Regions from separate parts of the Mus musculus genome. Here region 1 is linked to region 2. Evidence: chromatin loops called from intact Hi-C (ENCODE). Cell type or tissue: left cerebral cortex. All regions are shown on one strand. Each heading gives the region's core, and the rest is flanking DNA. Links, peaks and the distances in the headings are about the cores only.

The links. A loop is a pair of places that touch in the nucleus more often than their neighbours do. Peaks named below come from ENCODE experiments on the same cell type or tissue, not always from the same donor. Only the 100,000 strongest peaks of a DNase experiment are listed, where the experiment ranks them.
Region 1: a loop joins it to region 2, with 3.0 times the contacts of the local background. A loop is called at or near these places in 1 of 42 quality-filtered maps.

Annotation. Positions count from the first base shown.
Region 1 is chr6:113,142,998-113,148,379 of GRCm38, reverse strand. Setd5 (SET domain containing 5) reads right to left here. Exons shown (of 22, transcript NM_028385.1): 18 at 4,297-4,767; 19 at 642-940. Among named protein-coding and RNA genes, the nearest start is that of Lhfpl4, 50 kb to the left of the region's middle. In left cerebral cortex, for the core only: no CTCF peak of the experiment used is centred there; a DNase peak (open chromatin) is centred at 2,925; H3K27ac peaks cover 656 bases.
Region 2 is chr6:113,054,574-113,059,955 of GRCm38, reverse strand. It overlaps Thumpd3 (THUMP domain containing 3), which reads right to left. Exons shown (of 10, transcript NM_008188.3): 4 at 3,841-4,317; 5 at 1. Among named protein-coding and RNA genes, the nearest start is that of Thumpd3, 11 kb to the right of the region's middle. In left cerebral cortex, for the core only: a CTCF peak has its summit at 2,852 (motif pointing left); no DNase peak of the experiment used is centred there.

The sequences.
Region 1 (5,382 bases), core at 65-5,064, 89 kb before region 2:
TCAAAGATTGGAGTTACAGACAGTTGTGAGCTGCCATGTGGGTGCTGGGAATTGAACCTGGCTCCTCTGGAAGATCAGTTAGTCGCTTAACCAGAGTCGTTTCTCCAGCCTCTAAACTAGACAACTCTTTTCAGACCGTCTTGCATTTCTCTGTATATGCTAGCAGCATGGGACACAGCTCTTTTTCAATTTGAGAAAACCAGAGTCAGCAAGATGGCTCAGTAGGTAAAGGTTAAGTCTGAAGATCTGAGTTCAATCTCCAGAAGAACTATTTCCTTTAAATAGGGAAGAACTATTTCCTTTAAGTGTTCTCTGACCTCCATATGCATGTATGAGTGACCAAGAGTGCATATATGAACGTGCACACAAGGGGTGGGGGAGGGGAGCGATTTGGCTGGACTGTTTACTTACCTCTCATCAAAAAAAAAAAAAAAAAAAATAGCGCGTGGACACCCAAAACCTCACTGTTCAGTGAGTCTCTGAAGGGAGAAGATTTGGCTTACACTAACTAGCTGAACAAACAGATGGCAAATTACCTGCCTGTCTTAGATAAGTGCTCCAAAAACTTCAGGTAAAACTGGAAATGAATGTGTAACTTCCCACCTGAATTTAATTATAAAGCTAATTAAACATAAACTTACCACCTACTGCTGATGTTTTCTTGAGGTCTGCAGTGAGAGGAAGAAGTGCCCCTGGAATCTGACGGGCTTACCGCCTCCAAATGCGATGCAGAGGAATGAGACGGGGAAAATTTTTTGTGAGGGGATGACGGGGTTCCGGCTGAGGATCCCTGCACACCATGGGCACCAGTGTCAGAAACAGAGTTACTGCTGCCTTGCCCAGCTCCTGAAGACTTGCTTTTGCTCTGTGAAGAGTCATTTCCCCCACCAGAATTCTCCTTAGCTTCTTGTTTTCTTTTGCGGTACTCTAGCAAGGATACCTAGATATGAAAAAGAAAATGTATCATTAGTGAGTGGCTTAGGTATCAACTGTAATAGCCTTTACTGTATTTACAGCTGTGTGTGTGCACAGGCTGAGTGCAGGAGTTGGAACACTACTGGAGAGGAGAGCAACAGGCAGTTGTAGCCATCTGCTGTGCGTGTTGGGAACTGAGCTCTGAATCACTGAGGGACCTTTCCAGTCCCTATATAACAATCTTTTTTTTAGGTATAAAAGAGATCTGAGCAGTGCTACAGACTCAAGCCACTCAGAAACTGGTGAGGACAAAAAATATTCTATCAAACAATGGTGCTCAAATAAGACTATATCCTTTTACTTTCTTCAGAGAAACTTGTGAGATTACTATCACCTTGGTAACCTACAATCAGTTATATACCAAAATGGGGGCATCTATAAAAAGTATGGCAGAAAAAACAGAATGCTTTTGTATCCTGGAAAAAAGTTCTTCATTCCTTAGGAACACTTACTCCATTAACAACAAACAAAAATAATCCACAATAAATAAGCTATCACACCAAGAGGAAAAAGCCAGTATTTCAGGGCTCTTCATAATATTCAAAATTTGAAGACATACTATGGGATTTAAGACTATCTGTATTACATATAAGGGAAGAAAGGTATTAAAGAACTAAAGTAAGAAGAAATTATTTTGTTTATATACTTCAGCAACCTGTCTACAACCTAGAAACTTTTTCCCAATCCTCAAACTACCTTCTAATTATTTACTCATATATCATCCTGCTATCAGAAACAAACCTTTTCCTATCCATCCACTACTGTATTCTATTGCCTATTAAATCTACTGTAGAATCTTGGTTTTTTTTTGGTTAATCTGTAAATTATATCATTCACTCATTCATTTTTGTGAGACAGGATCTTTGTAGCTCAGGCAGGCATTGGACTTAGGATCTTCCTACCTCAGTCACCCAGGTCCTGATATCACAGGTATATGGTATCACATATATGCTTTAGCTTTAATAAAATTAAAGTTAGCTTTAATCAAAATTTAATTAAAAAACAAAACAAAACCCCACTTATTAACTATTGTATGTAGGTCAAAGGAGAACCTGGGGAAGTGGTGTTTTCCTCTTACCGTGTGTCTTTAGGATCAAACTCAGATTTGCCAGGCTTGGCAATGTGTTTAGCCCTAAAAAATATTTTATTTACCCATATGTATGTGCTTTCAGAGGGAAGAAGGGGATGTGGGCTGCCTTAGAGCTGGAGTTATTGGTGTTTGTGACTGCTGCATATAGGTGTTAGGTCCTCTGACAGAGCTGTAAGTGCTTTTTCATGCAGAGCCATCTCTCCAGTCATCCAGTCCTTAGCTTTTTTTACTGTTAACATTTAGTACAAAAATCACAAGTGCCCAAATATTTTAGAAATATTTCTGAAACAAATTCTAACTTCAATTACTTGTATATGTAACAAATAAAACTAGAGATGCAAAGATATGTCATGTTATACAATTTCAAAGTCAGTACTGCTCATGTAAGGAAGAGCTCCATTGTCATCCTATTGTGTGCTAGTGTTTCCTTTTCCTATCCAAGGTGCTCTTAATTTTCTGCCTAAGTGTGAAATACCACAAAAATAACAGTAAAAATAATTTTGTGTGTGCCTTTTTACATATAATATTGGAGAAGTTAATAAACTTGGATAATGAACATTATTATAATTGAAATAAAGTCACGAGCCTTTATTTCTATGAGGATATAACTAGTTTCTCTGTAAGACTGTCATACATAGTATACTCAGCTTTGTGAATCCCTAACAATAAATTCATCCAAGTCACCATGACAACCCAAAAATAATCCCAAAACAATATTTAAGGGGGGAAAAGCAGCTGTTAGGTTTTTTGAGTTTTATAAGCCCCAGGCCATGGCAAGATCTCTAAGGTCTGATCTACCCACTGCTCTCTGCACCTGCTTCCTGGTGCTCCCTGGCATTGTAACTGCAGCCAGCTATCAGAACCCATCTGTACCCCAGTGTAGTATCACAGACTGACTGCGCAGGAACACCTCCCTCTTGATGCGCAGGCTGATTCCTACACATCATTTGAAATGTGGCTAAACCTACCGCCTTTCCATTTCTACCCCTCAAATAAGCGAAATAAAAGACTTCTTGTTCATTCCTTAACTTATCCTCTGCTAAGATGTGAACAACTCCTTTGGAGCAACTACAACCACTGTAATTCAGAATCTCCTAGTGCAATTTTCTAGGGAGGCTCTATTAGTGCAGACTCTAGGAGGCAATCAAATCTATCATATAATATTAACAACTAGATTGTGTAATCTGGAATCAGAATCAGGACAGTGCCTTTACTCCTTTGTTTATCTGTTGTTGTTTAACAAGTTATTTAACTAGCTTCAGTTTTCTCATGTGCAAGATAAGGACATTCCCTAATTATATAACCGCTGTGATTACAAAATGAATTACTGAAACAAAACATGGGCCTCTATGTGGCTTGGGTTGGCAAGTACTCATGAAGGTCAAAGAGGTCATCAGATCTCCTGGAGCTGGAGTTCTAAGCATTGGTAAACACTTCAGGCACTGGGAAGTCAACTTGAGTGTTTTGGAAGAATAGTATATGCTCTTAACTGATGACCCAGCTCTTTGGCCTCTGGCATAGAACTTCTCAATCCTTCTGCCTCAACATCATGAATGGGTGCTGGGATTACAAACATGAACAACTACATCTGCCTGGGAAAACACATCTGATGGTCTTAAAGCTATGCCCCAAACTGGGTTCTCTGAGTAACACAGCTTTTGGTATTCTTCCAGTGTGCTAGCCTTTCAGTTGCATACAACAGTTATGTAAAATTTGCTGTGTTTAAAAAACCTGGGATAGCTTTAGCTTTCTAATCCCACTTCAACCTCCAGAATGCTAGGTTCACAGACATGTGCCTCTAAGGCAAGCTAGATATTTGCTTTATTTGTATTTGGGATGCTAAAGATGGAAAGCCTTACTCATGGCTACACTCTTTTACTGACTGCACTTCAGTCCTGCCGGCTATTCACAACACTTTCCAGTTATACTAATAGAGTCTACTCAATTGATGAAGGCTGTGGCTGCCAAGACCGATAACTTGAGTTCAATCCCAGGACCCACATGGTGGAAGCAAAGAACTGATTCCCACAAGTAATCTGATTTCTATGTATGTGCTTTTGGCATGTTCATGCCCCCCCCCCCCCACATAAGCCAAAGAAGTAATGTAATCAAATAAAAGAACTAATTTTTACAGGTCATAGCAAAGAGTAGGACAAGTGTTATGCACTGGAGCTTAGAAAGTTCTGAATTATCTGACTAATATTCTTTAAAAGAGTAACATGAATACTTACCTTTTTCCTTTGCGGTGGGTTCTGAGGAGCAGATGGGACTCCTTCACAGGTCCTTTCACCACCAGGTGACATGGATCCCCGAGAGAGGTCTTTCATAAAGCCATGTTCATATCTGCTGGAAAAGCCTTCAGCAGGGGAACAATATCCTCCATCTAAATGTAAAGGCTTCCTGTCTCCCACCAAGGGAGACCCTCTATACAGTCCATCTGCTCGAGGCATAGCATTCAAAGGGGAGTAGGCGTACATCAAATTGAACTCTGTCCTAAACGCCTGGTCTGAGTTTCTCAGCAAGGTCTGAGGACCATCTCCACTCCTGCTTGGGAAGCCAGCCTCGGAGGTGGGAACAACAGAGGGATGAGAAGCCAGGTCAGGATGATTGCAGTTAAGCAGGGAGGGCCTATCAGCGCAGCTGTGAGTGCTGGAGTCTGGGAATCCCACTTTTGTCAAATCTAGGTCTTTTCGGTGACAAAGCTGAAATAAAAATCAACAGAGATATGGGACATGGTATAACAGAAAAAGTCAAAGGGCAAAAAGGGAATGAAGGCATCAGGCAATTCTGCAAACATGACTACTCTGCTCAGCCTTCATCACATCGTTTGACAGCATATGTGGGGCTGGCAGTGTAGCCAGGGATGTATCTGAGCCCCAAGCACACACACCACAGAAAGGTCTTAAGTTGCTGGCTTCTGATGTTATATATTATTAAATTAGTTTCAATGGAAGGTGTAAGGGAAGGTGGAGAAAAGCAGGAGGTAGTTGAAAAGCCAAGCATGGTAAATTACTCACTAGGAGAATAGCATTAAAGGTTGCAACGAATCCATTCCTTATTTACTTGTACCTTGGATTATGTTTCTCATGCAACATTCTGTCTGTTCAATTCCGTGTCCTCTGCTGTCTATCAATCTATCAAAGAACTGCTAAAGCCTACCGCCAAAAAGCATATCAAAGGCTGAAATGCACCAGTGATAAAACCGACCCATTACTGCTTATCTGTATCGCTTAACACCAACATTCCCTTAACTAGACAGATCAGTTATCAAAGCCTTTCTAATATTGAATCTTTAGCAACCCAAGACAGAGCAATCT
Region 2 (5,382 bases), core at 173-5,172:
CCTACATCAAATTAGAGACAAACGAGAAAGTCAACAGTCTTCGAACTGTACCTACTAACAAGACCCTTAAAAACAATCCAGGGCCTTATCTGGCTGTGGTACTACCTCCCAAGTGCTCTAACTAATCCCAGCACTTAGAAGGCAGAGGCAGGCGGATCTCTGTAAGTTCAAGGCCAACCAGGTCTACACAGTGAGTTCCAGGGCAGCCAGGACTAGATAGAAAGACTGTCTCAAACAAACAACAACAAAATAAATAAATAAATAAATTTAAAAGAGTAAAATAAACAGAGCCTTGAAGCCAAAATTGGCTTGAATTCTTAGATAGGCTAGCTGGACTGAAACTCAAAATCCTCTTGCCTCTGCCTCATAAATGCTGTGATCACAAGAAAGAGATACATGTCTTCCTTATTAAGACTTTTTGAATTAAGATAAAAACAACAAAACCAGGGCTAGGTCTGAGGTGAGCCAATGGGAAGAGTACTTGCTTGGCAAGTATGAAGATCTGAGTTTATCCCTGGAACCCAAGTAAAAGCCAAGCATGGCTTATACATACATAACAGCCACAACACAGAGAACTTTCTTTTCAGAACATTTTAAATTTTTATTCTATGTGCACAAATGTTTTGCCTGAATGTATATCTGTGCACCACATGCACACTTGGTGCCCATGGAAGCTAGAAAGAGGTGTGTGATCCCTTGGAACTAGAGTTACAGCTACCTACCGTATGGGTGCTGGGAATTAAACTTGTATCCTCTGAAAGAGCAGACAATTCTTTTAACTGCTAAGCTATCTTGCCAGCCTATACAAACTTTCTGATTGAATTATACTTTACAGGTTTACTATACAGTACATAAAATTCAGTTATTTGCGTATTTATTTGTGTTTGTGTATGGATTGGGTTTGGGGATCAGAGGACAACTTCTACCATGCATCCTAGGAACTGAACTCAGGTCAGCAACCTTAGTGGTAAATCTGCCTACCTAGTGAGCCCAGAGGTGTAAGCCTTCTGCATATACATTTCAGTGAGCTCTGACCTATACTCAGTACCCTTTACAAAGTTCTCTTTTGTCTCTTTCCTGGGTGATCATTAATCTAACCACTATTATTATAAGTTAGTTGTATCAGTTTTTGGAGTTAACAAAAATGAAATAGTATATGTACTATTTTCATTTAATTTTAAAACATTTTATTCTTTTTACTCCCCCCACACACAGGCTATTAATAAGTTATCTCCCAGTTTTTATTATATGAACATATTTTGATGGTATAGATTTAAAATATGTATGTATGTTTTGGGTTTTTTTTTTTTCTACCACCTTTTATTTTCTCAATACAGGCTTCTCTGTGTAACTTTGGCTGTCTTGGAACTCACTCTATAGACCAGGCTGGCCTCAACTCAGAGATTCATCTGCCTCTGTCTCCCAAATGCTGGGATTAAAGGTGTGTACAACCACTGCCTGGGTGTGTGTGTGTGTTTCACTGTGCCCTTTGGCTGGCATGGAAGTCACTATGGAGACCAGGCTGGCCTTAAAATTAGAGATCTGACAGTCTCTGTCTCCTGAGTCTGGGATCCAAGGCATGTGCCACCACATTTGGTCTACATATATTTTTTAAATTACTACGTGTTTTTGAAGAACACTTCAAACACTTTAACGGTGGCCTCTCAAAACATACCCTTTATCCAAAGCTGACACCACGTCATGTTTGCTTTTATTTTGTTTTCCTAGTAGTTTGTCTTTCTTTCTTTCTTTTTTTTTTTTTTTTTTTTTTTTTTTTTTTTTTTGAGACAGGGTTTTTCTGTGTAGCCTTGGCTGTCCTGGAACTCACTCTGTAGACCAGGTTGACCTCAAACTCAGAAATCTGCCTGCCTCTGCCTCCCAAGTGCTGGGATCACAGGCGTGCACCACCACGCCCAGCTCCTGGTAGTTTTATAACAATGTCTGATTATGACTACCTTTGTCCTAGTTTTCCTAACTCACAAACATTCTAAGAAGATAAAATGTTCCCCAGTATTCCCCCTAAAATGTCCTCATCATGGCCTTACCAAAGGCAGAGGTCTAGAGCTAACACTCTAACATGCAAGGCCCTGTCCTACATATCTTATTCACATGGCCTCATTTCCTAGGAAGCCCTCTGAGCCTGGGACACAGAGACACCAGTTCATACAGGATTTGTCTTCTGTGCTACCTTGGAGACTTCTGGACATGGCCTTTGTTAGCCTCTTTGTTCTTACAGCTGTGTAAGAAAATATAGAATGGAGAATTGTTCTTGTCTGACATTAAAAAAAAAAAAAAAGTTACAAAGAGAGTGATATGCCCCAGGCTTGAGTATCCCAAATGAAACAAAAATTGACTTCTTGGTAAAAATGTCAACTGCTAAGGACCTACATAAACCATCAGAAATTTAAAGAACTCCAATTACCATTATCAACAAAAGTCACCCAGTAGTCACAAGGATACTCAAGCTAACAGGAGGCATTTGGTTTTAAGAACCTAGCTGACTTTAAAAAGAACAAAGCTGGCTCTAGATGAAGATTAGCTCTAAAACCCTGATAGAAGGTTCTGAAAACTATATTCTATTATTGTTTAGTAGCAGAATTTCCAACTAAGGTAGAAGTAAGTTTATTTTAGGTTAAGTTACAATCTAGAAATCCATATAATGTAGAAAAATACTAGATTAGAAATAAGAAGACTGGGGCTGGTGAGATGGCTCAGTGGGTAAGAGCACCCGACTGCTCTTCCGAAGGTCCAGAGTTCAAATCCCAGCAACCACATGGTGGCTCACAACCATCTGTAACAAGATCTGACGCCCTCTTCTGGAGTGTCTGAAGACAGCTACAGTGTACTTACATATAATAAATAAATAATAAATAAACCTTTAAAAAAAAAAGAAAGAAAGAAATAAGAAGACTGGGATATAGTTTAGAAATACATTGCTTGTCCATATGTGCAAGGCTGTAGGTATGAGTCCAGCACCTAAATTTGGAATAAAAAAAAAAGGGGGGGGGGGAAGACTCATCTTTCTTCTGCCGGACATAGCAATGCCAAGGTCAGAGACACACAACACAGAGACAGAGCACACCTTAGGGTTTTGCAAGACAAGGTCTCTACATAGCCCTGGCTGTTCTGGAACTCACTATGTAAGCCAGACTTGCCTTGAAAACACAACAGATCCTCTGCCTCTGAGTGCTAGGATTAAAGACGTGTGCCACCACTACTTGAGTTCTGACAATCTATCCATTGAGTACTTATCATATACCAACAAACTATACCAAACACTTGAAACCATTCCATTTGCCCTCCAGGGTATAGACCTTAAAGGTACACACTATTATTGGCTCCATTTGAAACAGAGGCTCAAAGAGACAATCTTGTCCAAGTCTAGAGAGTTACTGAGTAAAAATTTCAATCAATACCTATCCATCTATCTCCACAAGTCATGCTATTCCTAACATCCTTCTAGCTTTACGGCCACTGTTCAATGGCCCTTGTGCTAGCTGTCTGGAAATTTTACAAATGTATGAGAACCTTTTTTTTCTTTTGTGGGTGACTGTACAAAAGACAGAAGTTTACATTGTCTTTCTACCATTCTACTTTATTTTTGAAACAGTCTCTCACTGAACCTGGGTCTTGCCGTTTCAGCTTGTCTGCTCCAGGACACTACTTGTCTCTAACTATCAGTGCTAGGATTAACATTCATACATTTACTCTGGCTTTTATGTGGATTCTAGGAATCTGAACTCAAGTACTCAAGCTTGCTCAGCAAATACTTTACCCACTGACCCATCTCCCCAGCCACATTACAGATCTTTTTCATCATCAATAAAAGCTAATACCCACCTCTACATCAAAGTTGGTCATATCAGCCTTCCACTTAAAGTACTCTTGAATAGCACCCCCAAAATCTCTCGCAGCCTCATTGGAGGTAAAGCAATGTTTCTCTCCTGCTCTGTTGCAGGTGACTCTAAACTTCTGTACCTGTGGTTCAGTTTCTTCTCTTAAGCTTTGACCAGTTTCATCTTTGCAAGACGACAAGACATCACCTACTAAGGTTGATATCTCTTCTTTGATGGCTGGATTTTCATAATAGTCCAAGATATGTGAATCTGAAGTGCTGCTGGCATGCTTTTTCTTACCATCTTTCTCATCTGCTTTGTCTCCTTGTCCACAGTCAGCCTTCTCTTTACCTGCACTCTGATTTGCCTTTCTGCGCTTTGCTTTCTTCTTCTTGAAAGTGGTGTTAATTTGCCAGACTTTTAAAGGGTCTGACCATGGGAGTTTTCCAGCCAGTTCTTCAAAGTCTCTTAGAACTTCTTCCTGCAAATGATGGAGAATGAAAGCCTTTTGTTTCTCACCATTGTAACTGAACAAATAAGTGCCTACTTTCCTTGTAGACAACTCTGGTCCTTATGATGGGGATGGTGGGAGAGTACAGACCAAAGGATAAACAAGATAATACCTGCAATGAAGGAAATTCCAGTTTCAATGGTGAGGATATATAAACAGTATGCTACTAAAGAAGAATGGAGCAGAGGGCAGATCAGATGCACAGCATTGGGGAAGCAGGTGAATAAAAGGCAGCAGACAGAAAGTAAGACAACATGTCTATAAATGACTTCCTTTCGGATCTTCTGAATTTGGGCAAAAACTATAAGAAGCTTAAAAATATCATCTGTCTAGATTTTAAACAGTATGATTAATTTTTTTGTTTTGTTTTGTTTAAGACAGGATCTCTTCTTTATAGCCTCAAATGTCCTAGACTAGGCTGGCCTAGAACTCACAGCGATCCACCTGCCTCTGCCTCCTGAACGTTGGGATTAAAGGCGTGCGCCGTCGCCCCTGGCTCCCATGATTATCTTTTTAAGAAGTAAACGTGGGGGAGCTCCCCTATGCTGTTCTCCCCTTCACTTGGACTTTCTTTACAGTACTAAGTATGGCCCACAGTTCCTAGGCTCATGCACTTGCTTACTGGCAAGGCCACTCCTCTAAGTCCATGGTGAAAAGACCTTAACTACCTTGACCTTTGCTACAGACCATACACCTACAATAGCAGAGGCACATAAAGGGTGGTTAATATATAGCTGTCAGGCTAGGTTTATTGGCACGGGCTTATAGTCCCAGTTTCTAAGGAACCCGAGGCAAAGTTGCAGTTCAGGCCTTCCTGAGCTACAGAGTGGGTTCAGAGCCAACTGAGATAACACATTAGCACCATATCTCAAAATAAAAAGTAAGAGGGCCAGGGATAGAGCTCAGTGGTACATACAGTGCACGGGGTCCTAAATTCAACTACTACTACTCCAAGAGTAAACAACAAAGACACAGTTACTGGATGGTGTGGTTAAATATTTAAATGCGAAGTACGAAGGACTGCTATCTACAGAG